Regions from separate parts of the Homo sapiens genome. Here region 1 is linked to region 2. Evidence: chromatin loops called from intact Hi-C (ENCODE). Cell type or tissue: heart left ventricle. All regions are shown on one strand. Links, peaks and the distances in the headings refer to the core of each region. The heading gives the core; the rest is flanking DNA. Region 1 overlaps SLC38A4-AS1 (SLC38A4 antisense RNA 1). Region 2 has its middle 170 kb from the start of SLC38A4.

What was found. A loop is a pair of places that touch in the nucleus more often than their neighbours do. Peaks named below come from ENCODE experiments on the same cell type or tissue, not always from the same donor. Only the 100,000 strongest peaks of a DNase experiment are listed, where the experiment ranks them.
Region 1: it touches region 2 in a loop (3-fold over the local background); 26 of 110 quality-filtered maps call a loop at or near these places.

What each region holds. Positions count from the first base shown.
Region 1 is chr12:46,471,028-46,476,412 of GRCh38, reverse strand. All of the region lies in intron 3 of SLC38A4-AS1 (SLC38A4 antisense RNA 1), which reads right to left. The region is part of intron 1 of LOC124902923 (a long non-coding RNA gene); the gene reads left to right. Among named protein-coding and RNA genes, the nearest start is that of SLC38A4-AS1, 90 kb to the right of the region's middle. RefSeq lists an enhancer at 2,391-2,590. In heart left ventricle, for the core only: no CTCF peak of the experiment used is centred there; a DNase peak (open chromatin) is centred at 2,572; H3K4me3 peaks cover 237 bases; H3K27ac peaks cover 2,327 bases.
Region 2 is chr12:46,654,197-46,659,581 of GRCh38, reverse strand. No RefSeq gene overlaps it. Among named protein-coding and RNA genes, the nearest start is that of SLC38A4, 170 kb to the left of the region's middle. In heart left ventricle, for the core only: no CTCF peak of the experiment used is centred there; no DNase peak of the experiment used is centred there; H3K4me3 peaks cover 294 bases; H3K27ac peaks cover 1,613 bases.

The DNA.
Region 1 (5,385 bases), core at 163-5,162, 180 kb after region 2:
ACCAATGTCAGAGACATGTGAGCCAGAGCAACTCCATCTTGAATAGGAGCTGGGTAAAATAAGACTGAAACCTATTGGGCTGCATCAAATTAAGGCTTTCTAAGTCACAGAATGAGCTAAGAGGTCAGCATAAGATACAGATCATAAAGATCTTGCTGATAAAACAGGTTGCAATAAAGAAGCTGGCCAAAACTCACCAAAACCAAGATGGCCACGAGAGTGACCTCTGGTCATCCTCACTGCTTACACTCCCACGAGTGCCATGACAGTTCACAAATGCCATGCCAATGTCAGAAAGTTACCCTATATGGTCTAAAAAGGGAGGCATGAATAATCCACCCCTTGTTTAGCATATCATCAAGAAATAACCAAAAAAATGGACAACCAGCACCCTCAGGGCTGCTCTGTCTATGGAGTAGCCATTCTTTTATTCCTTTAATTTCTTAATAAACTTGCTTTTGCTTTGCACTGTGGAATCGTCCTGAATTTTTTCTTGTGTGAGATCCAAGAACCCTCTCTTGGGGTCTGGATCGGGACCCCTTTCCTGTAACACCAAGATTTAAAATGGAAAAATAAAGCTATAAGAGTACCAGGAGGGGAAAAGATTGAAGAATTTTTTCATAACCTCAAAAAAGTGGAAAAGGCCTTTCTAAATTTTTCCATAAAATTCAGAAGCTATAATATCAAATATTAAATGCATTTGACTACATAAAAAATAAAAGTTTCTGTATACCTCAAAACATCATAGGTAAGATCAAAAGAAATTGTACTTTACATGACAAACTAAGGACTAATTTATTCCCTGAATAAAGAGCTACTATAAATCAATAAAAAAAATTAAAGGCAAAGGATTGGAATACCCACAGAAAAGGAAAAAACAAATGACTTAGATTATAAATAGGCACTATACTATTCATAATAAAAAAGATGTAAATTTAAGCAGATCAAAATATTTAACAAATTGTGTTGGCAAGTATTTATAGAAACAGGCACATTCTTGCTTTGCTGGTGGGAATATGAATTATTGTAACCTTTTGCAATTTGACAATAATCACTAAAATTTAAAGTACACATATTGTTGGAACCAGAAATTGACTTCTGGGTATTTATCCCATAAATATATTCCCACAGATGAAAATGCATCTTTGTAATAGCAAAAGATTAAACATAACTAAATGTCCCATGGTGGAAGATTAAGACAATATTATTAAATATTGAGATGGGAAGATCTCCAAGACATGGTTAAGGGGAAAATAGTATGGTTCAGAACAGTGTATAGAGTATGCGATCACCTGTATTAAAAAATATATACACATATCCTTATATATGCATATGATTGTAAATATGCAACATACCCCTATAAGTATATATAAGAAACGAGTAACAGTGATTGGGAAAGGAATAAGATGGCTGGAAAATAAAAGAAAGAAGGATATTTGTATTCAACATATTGTATGTGCACATTTTGAATTTTTTAACAGCTGCTAACAAGTTAAAAATATCAATATCCAGCAAATTAAATGAAGATACCGCCAACTCACATACACATAAAGCTCACTTAACAGTATACAACTGTGGGAAGACTGATCAATGATCAGTTGAAATCACCTCCGAAAGTTTTTCTCTAAATATGAATTCTGGGCTGGGCACAGTGGCTCACGTCTGTAATCTCAGCACTTTGGAAGGCCGAGTCGGGCAGATCCCCTGAGGTCAGGAGTTCAAGACAAGCCTGGCCAACATGGTGAAGCCTTGTCTCTACTAAAAATACAAAACTTAGCTAGGCATGGTGCCTCATGCCTATAGTCCCAGCTACTCGGGAGTTTGAGGCAAGAGGATCGCTGGAACCCAGGAGGTGGAGGTTGCAGTGAGCCAAGATCAAGCCATGGCACTCCAGCCTGGGCGACAGAGCCAGACTCCGTCTCAAAAAAGAAAAAATAAATAAATAAATATGAATTCTGGATGAACGCTTAACATTCTTGTGTGCACAGAAAGCACACATACAGTGGTAACAGCACCATTGCTCCTGCGGAGAGGAACAGAACAATTCAAATCACTGATGTATGAACCTAGGAGCTTCTTTGCAGGCCATGATTATGTGATTCTGGCTTAGTTCCCATCTTAATTAACTGCTATTTTAAAAAATAATTTGTAATGATATCATTAGAAAAATTAAAATAAAGAAAAAAGTCCCTAAATGGTCCTGAGTCAAACTTGAGCTCTGGCCCCACTCAAGAAGAGAGAAAGCGAAAATGGCCTCTGAGATAAGTTTGAGTCTGGTTAAAAGCTTGCTCCTAAAACCATATTTAGACCCTTGGTGTACTGTTTGTCATCAAAGAAATCTGGCACATTATGTAGAAGAGAAGGATTAATGTGACTACCAAGTAAACCTAACAGTGAAATCCAGCCATGTTACTCAAGTTGATGAATGATTTGGAGTGCTGGTACGCTATTGTAAAACACAGTTGACTGTTTACAAGACAGAGCAATTTCTTTTCTTACATTTTCTCCTCCAGCATTTCTGAGCAATTATATTAGGAAGTGGCTGTTTACCCTGGCAGCTGGGCTCCGTATCTCCACCACTGGAGAGGCAATTCCCCGGGCTACAAATACCCGGAGAGCTGACTCATTACATAAAAAGGAAGTTCTGTTTGGTAAAAGAGTTTAAAGAACACACTTTAAAACGTGCATTAAACACTAGTGTTAATCATTGCCAGAAAGGACGAGTAGGCCACAGGCGAGTTGGTGAACTTAAACCCAAACTTATTTTGATAAAATTTGGTACCTTGAACTCTAGATCTTTTATGAAAACTGAGGTTGTAGGCCCAGCACTAACAAGAGTGTCAGGAACTTTCCATTTCCATTATAATTCTAATAAATTTATTAATATTTTAATGTGATAAGTATGACACTTCTCTTTGTTTCCTCATCTAAAACAATAAGCCTGGCATACTTACCTATATTAGGGGTGATGATGAAATTCAGTTAACTATGCCTAACACCGTATAATCCCTGGCGTGGATAGTTCGAAAAATAAATATCTTTTTCTTAATTGTAGGCAAAAATGAGAAAATAGAAAATATCTATTAATAGTTTCATCTATCATAAAATTTTATAGCCATAAAAGATATCTAAGGGGAGTGTATATTCAGGGCAACTTGAATCTATGCTACCTGATTGCAATATATATCTATATGTCTAGCAACTATACTCACAAATACATATGTAGTAATTTTTTCCCAAATTGCTTGTACATTTCCTTTCTTTTCTATCATAAGACAGGAAAAAAAATTATCTCTGGACAATTCCCAAAGTGGATGCATTTTTTTCTTGTCTGGGCACACAGCCAATAGAGATTAAACTAGGAAGGGAATTGATATGACCGTGGGTGAGTATATTAACCCCTCTGGATGCCAGTTTTCTTCTCTGTAAAATAAAAACTGGACTAATAAGTGGTTTTCAAACCTCAGTATATTTTAGAGTTACCTAGGAAAGCAGATCTTGGCCATCAGGTTAGGATCTGTGCATTGGTATTTATTTTTACAAACTCCCAAGATATTCTGATGTACACCAAAGTTAGAAAATTCCTAAATCCAAGCATTCCTAAAGTCACTTCTGGCTCTAACAATCATCAATCTTTTTTAAAACATACCTTCTTTGCATATATAGAAAAAATTTTTTAAGTGTAAAACTGCAATTATATACATACTTTGGGGACATTTTTTCTCTTTTCTATTTTTGTGTGGCTTGCCCTCCTGCTGATACTCCCATGGGCCCCACGGTAACAATCTATCAGTGATCTTCATAAAGCACGCAGGGGCCTTCCTGGTCCCTTATTCTAGATTTGGGATGCTGAATCCCAAACTTCAAATGTATTTTTTTCATCTAACTGAAAATATCAATTATGTGCAAATCCTCTGTTTCCTCTCATTCTGTCTCCCTTACCACCATCCAGATAACCTCGTTCCAACTGATTCTGCACAATCACGATTGTCTGCCTCAGTGTCTCCAGGGTGAGCTCAATGCTTGGTGGGCACTTAGGAATTGTTTGTTGACTGACTAACTGGCTTTGGAAAGGGAGAAACTCAATCTTTTCTGCTGATTGTTTGCTGACTCTTAGTGGGAGGTTATCTTTACTAGGATATCTTTACTAGGAGTAAGAATATCAGAGATGCATGGAAGCAAAAAAGCAGTCGAAAGCCAGAACCCAAGTCTTCCATGAGTCCACTGAACTCTCTCAATTCACAGGCAAATGAGACTCTGAAATTGGACATTGCATATATAAAAATAAAAGGAAGAAATAATGGTTTCCTCCAAAATAGGTAAATAGAGACCTACCAAATAACACACACCAATCCAAATAAATACCATGTGGAATTTGATAAAAATTGTTATGCTTAGTCTATTTGATTATATTTGTTAAATTTTCAAAGAAATTGGATCAAGTAGAGAAACTGAATGTATTGTATGGTGTTCTATTTGAATAGTAACAAGAATAATAAAGCTAATTTGTAATTTGGAACAGGCAAAAAATTAATAAAATTTTGCTCATGGGTGGAAATCTTCATGAGACTGAAATTTCATTCATTTGCTCATGGAACCAAGCATGGGGAAAAATGTTCCCAATGAATCACTATGGATGAGAAGCTGAGATATGATTTACCACCTCACCTCCCCATACAATACATTAATGGTTCCCTGCATGTTTTACTTTATGTTCATCCAAAACACCCAGATTAATAACCAAGCACAAGAGTGTATATAACATCACATTGCCCATCTCTGAGGTGCCAGGAAGGATCGTGCCAAAACCGTCAGGAAAATGGATTGTGCTGCCTCCCTTGGCAATACAAACCAGTGTGTAATAACCCTCTTAGTCAGTTTACCCTTCTGTTGCCATTAATGTAGATTACAAACTTAACTAAGAATGCAGCAAAAGATCCAAAGATCAAAAAGAGCATGGATGACTACACACCCTCAAATCTATAAAAAAAAATTAATACAGAGCATACACATCAACCTGTTCTTAAAAACACTCTCAGAGCTGTCACATGTGCTAGATAGTTCTCCACAGAGAAGACCTTGGTCTTCAGGATGTCAGGCAAACCTCCTGACTCAAGCACTGAAATAAACACAAATCACCATTATGAAGTCAAATCTATAAACAAGCTTGGAAACCAATCCAAAATCCCTCAGATCCACACCTATACACTCAGTGACTCATGTCTATGAGCCATGGTGACCATGCCCAGGGTTGGGGTCAGAAGAATCAGGGGAAGTGCAATAGCAAGGGGACTCTTCCACAGCCTTTTTTGAGGGTTCTTCAGTCCTGGCTAACTCTGCATTCCATTTATGATGCCTATGAGGAATACAAGAGGAGCTTCAAAT
Region 2 (5,385 bases), core at 196-5,195:
TTTTTTTAAAAGTCCCCCAGGGTTGTAAGCTCAGAGATACACAGAGCTCCAATTAGGTAGTAGCTCTTGTGAGCAGCTTAAAACCAGCATTCCAGAGTCTGGCAGTCTGCAAGGCATTTGGAAAATCAGTTCTGTATTTCCCTTAATAGCCAACCCCAATCATCCACATATGTTTATTATACGCTTTCGTACATTGTTCTAAATAACGACTTGCACATATCGTTGTTTAAAAAAATCCTGAGCACACCGTTGGTAAAAACACCACTCCAACTTCTCCACACACTTAGTCGCTTTCTTTCCCTCTTCTCCCACTTTTGGCCGCTCTGAGGCACAAAATGTTCAGTGAGCAGGACCCATCATTATTTCTCTAGGGACCCTGAACACTGGCCTTCTGTTTATAAGTTCATTTCCCAGACATTTTCTCAGAACACTCAACCGACAGTTAAACCCTATTAGTTAATTTAGTCTCCATGAATATGCTGTACACGGCCCCTTATTTTCTGGTAAAAACTAAATTAAACAAAAAATAAAAGACTTGCAAATGTTTTTCTCATAAATAAAAAGGTGTTAGCTACAAGAGTCTCTTATACAAAGGCATAGAGGCAGTTAAGAAAAAAAATTTTTTTTGAGCACTAAAGTACAATTTTGCATCCAAGTGGGGTGGAAATTTTGATGCCAGTGTATATGGGCATTATAGTTATAAATTAGGTGATTTCTCCTGGGTCCTGCCAGGCACAAAGAACATTTGGCTATGTGTGTGTCAATTTAACTGAAGTCATTACTCAGGAAACAGGCTTATGCTCCTCACTTAACATGTTCTTTTTAAAGCACTGGGATTGGCTCACTAAAAGAGCCTTTTGTAAAGTAATAAAACTTTTGCTTGTGTGAATTTTACCCTACTAACTGCTAAATTCCTTTTTTAGTGTATAGGATTTCCTCAAAGTGAAAAGCCCTCACTCTGTGATTTGATACAAAAGACATACCATGTTAAATTTCCCGTAAAATCTAATACATCGAGGAGGGAAGTAAAATCCATTATTGGGTCTTTTCCTCCTCGTGAGGTGAGAGAAAATTGCTCCCTCCTTGTAGTACCTTAACCCCTGGCTTGCCAATATTTTCTCTTCTTGTAGTAGCTGTGTCCAAAAGAATAGCTAAAAAAGCAGCAAGGCTCACTTTTTATCTTTCAATAAGCTACAATATTAAAAATTAATTATATTATTTTAACCATATATATCATGTTGCAAAGACAAAACACAAACATCTGAAATTGTATGAAATGGCCTTATGTCCAGTTTAAGCCTAAGTATAGGAGTAGCCACAGATTGGGGGTGGTTTCCCTGCTGCAGATCAGCTGAGTCCTGGCCACTCTCAGTGACATGGCCCAGAAGTTTGGAAAGGCAAGGAAGGTATGAAGGTAATTCTAATTTCGGATTGATGGAATAACTCAAACAACTAACCTATTCTAACGACTCAGCCCCAGTTCTTCCCTTTAATGACTCTGAAAGGCAAAAATTGACAATTCTACTTGACCCTATTTTGCCTGTTTTCTGTTATTCTGCTTAGTGTTAGTAACAACTAACAGCTCTAATGCTTGTCTCTCACTGTACTGAGTCATCAAGTAAGTCTGACCGGCCATCACTTAACAGGCAGTCCTATCTGCAAAGGGACAGAGTTTCTATATTTGCTTCATGCTACAAGTGACATTTTATGACAATTGTGCCTCAAAAGTGGTTTTTTTCTGAAAAAAAAAAAAACAAAAAACGAAAAATACTTCCTAGAAAAGTATTTCTCTCCTTATTCAGTATTGCACATCCCTCCTCTGAAAAGGAAAACAATTCAAATATGACAACTTTCTGAATTTGTTGGGTATTGCTTAAGAAAAAAGAAATATGTGCATATTTCTGATTATCTCCAGCATAGAATTGTTTAAGTCCTGGGGCAATATATGTGTTGGCTTACATGGCATTGAGCTCTCCCAAGGGAGACTGTACCCCATTCCTGATGAAAATATCAGCTTTCCCTTATAAGAACTGGCAGAGCTAAAAAAAACAATTCCTTTGTCTAGAGCCAATACCTTTTACCCAAGCATATTATTATCTTAGTAATCTATTTCATATAAAAACAACATTTGATCAAAATTAAGTTAGGGTGTCAGATAAGCTAGAGCCTTCAACTGTTTGGTTTTATTTTTCACAAGGTCAATTTTGACCCAAAGTTCTAGGAGATGAGTTTAAGATATGTGAATAAAAACACACACCCTTGCTGATTTTGCAAGCTTTCCAGCTACATAGACTTAGAACTTTGCTTATAGAGTTAGAAGGAGCCTTATGCATTATCTAGTTCTGTAGAGAAACTGAGGCCAAGAGAGGTCAAGGGAATTGCCAAAGGTCACAACCAAGCAGTACCAAGAGCTAACCTTTCCTGCCTGCTAGTCCAGGACTCCTCCCATTACACCATCGTATCGTTATTTAGGTCAGCATTCAATTAACAAACCATGACATTATGCACCCACCTCTATTTTCACAAATATTACAACATTCAACAAACTTATGTAAAACAAATTTTATAACTAACTAGCATTCAGGAAATATCTCCTTCTAAAGAACTATCATCTTGCAAAAAATTAGTATTTGGTAAATGAAACCAGCTATTTTTGTGACATATTATATTCCTTCAATCAAAGCTCTGAATCTAGAAGAAATTTAAGCACAAAGCTGGCAAAATAAATTAGCAGAGTGGGCCCCAATGAACATGGCAGACCTCAAGGCAGCTGTGCCAAGGGGTGGGTAAGGCAGCAGCCAATCAAGAGCACCCATCCAGGGCATGAACACAGCACAAGTGAGAGGCAGAAGTGACAAGCCCAATGTGACTGCCCAGACTGGGAAGAGCTAAAAACTCTCAAAATCGCTCGGCCAAAAGTTAGCAACAAACACAATAATGCCTGAGAACATTGTTGTTTTTGCATGGCTTCAAATTACTAGAAATTCCTGACTAATATCCCCTCTCCCACCCCTACCTTCAGGCCTTATATAATTTACTGTTAGGTAAACCACTCTGTGACATTTCAATGGCCTTTTTATATTTCAACAAAACTTATTTTTTACCATTCTCCAGGATGAATTATGAAAATGTCTAAAGGCACATGACTATCAAACATTAAAAGTCATGCTGTAGGCTGCACGCAGGGGTTCACACCTATAATCGAGCATTTTGGGAGGCCAAGGCAGGAGGATCATTTGAGTCCAGGAGTTTGAGACCAGCCTGGGCAACATAGTGAGACCCTGTCTCTACAAAAAGTACAAAACAAATTAACTGGGTTTGGTGGCTCACATCTGTGGTCTCAGCTACTTGGGAGGCTGAGGCAGGAGGATCACTGGAGCCCAGGAGGTTGAGGCTGCAGTGAGCTGTGATTGTGCCACTGTACTCCAGCCTGGGCAGCAGAGCAAGATCCTCTCTCCAAAACAGTCATGCTGTAGTTGAAGACACTGCCCCAGTTCAACTCGTATGGCCTTTCCCCAACTATTCACAAGCTCTTGCGTGCATGCATGCACACACACACACAGACACACACACATTCCCCCAAATATGTGGGATGCTACACATAGCTGTATAAACCAAATTGGGAAAAATTGGGGAAGGCAGTTTGCATCCGTGCAGTATAGAATCCCCTAGACAGACCAGACTATACAAGTAAATTGATTGATTACCGGGGTTACCAAGCACCAACTGAGGCCAAGGCATCATCAAATCCTCAGGGGAACTGAGTTCTCTTTTTTTAAATGGACCTAATTACTAAGCCACCTAATAAATACCACACTGATACTTTTAAAGGAAAACTATGCCAATTCTCAAATGTCCAAGGGAATCTCTCAATCCCAGGAAATACTGACTGGCTGGCACTAATAGTTGACTGGCTGGCACTCCCTCATTTCCTACCACAGAATGGGCAGAGCCCAATACCCAGACCCCTCCAGAGACCCGAGGAAGGAAATTCAAGTTCAACCCTCTCATTGTGAAGATGGGACAACAGACAGACCACGGGGCAAATGTAAGAAGTCCTGGTTCAGGTTGTTCAACCTTTGATCTTTCTATCTGTGACAGAAATCATGGCTGAAACAAAACTGAATTAGAATCTTCATAGTAATTCTGCAGTCTTGCAAATATTTTCCCAACTTTATCAATGTGCCCTCTGCTTTCTGTGAATAATTACAATGAAAAACACAGACCTTCACCATACCACAAAGTTTGTAGTACTTTCCCTTTCCAAATTCTGGGGTTTAAGTGTCCCTACTGTGTGTTCTTAGCCCACCCTGCTTTTCTCATGATAGAACTGTTCAAACTGTGTTTAAATTGCCAATGTCTGCATTCCCATTAAACCATACCTCCACGAGGGCAGGGACCATGTCTGTCTCATTCACCATTTTGTCCCCTGGCATACACATTACACTAGTTCACTAAGATTATTAAGTCATTCAATAAATATTTATTGAAGACTTACTATGTGCCAGGCTGTGTTCTGTGTGCTAGAAATACAGCACAAAGCAAACCAGAGAGTCTGAAATACCATGGAGATTATACTGTAATGGAAGTGTTAGATGTCATTTAGTTGCCTGTCTTGGGTCCCTTTTACATGGCCAACACTTCTGCTCCCAGTTTCTATGCATGTTGGCTCCCATCTGTCCCATTCGAAAGAGAATTGACCTCAGTGCAAGGGCATTGCCTCAGCCAGGAAGTCGCAATGCCCCGAACTCAGCACACAGCCAACGACTGAAAGGAGGGTACAAAGAGTGGGCCTCTTGCTTCCAGATGCAATTAGTGCACCGGAAAAATTCTTTCTCATGGCTAGACCTCCCTGGAAGCACACCCTTGCCCGGCTGCTTCACTCACACTATCCTGCATCATTCCCTCCCTTTACAGGTTTTCCTGAAGAGCATTCCCTCAATATGCACCTGAATTCTTCTCTCAGGTTCTGTTTCTAGGAAATCCAACCTAAGACAGAAGGAAAGACAACAATAAGCCAGCAAACGTGTAAAGGTATATACCATGTTAGATGGAGATTATGGCTTTGGAGAATAATAAAGCAGGAGAAAAGGGAAGGAGTATTTTGGGGAGATAGAGTTCTCATTGAAAAAAAGTGGCCAGAGAAAGTTTTCCCAATAAGGTAGTATCAGTAGGATCTAAGGAAAGTGAAGGTGCAAGCAGTGTGGAAGTCAGGGGGATGGACATCCCAGCCAGAGGAACCTCAAATGCTAAAGAGCGAGAGGGAGGCTGCTGCAGCTGGAATAAGTAGCCAGGTGGATGGAGGTGGGCGGGGTGTGGTCATAAGTAGACGGTTGGATGATGGTATTGAAAAGGAGGGTCTTGGCCGGGCGCAGTGACTCACAC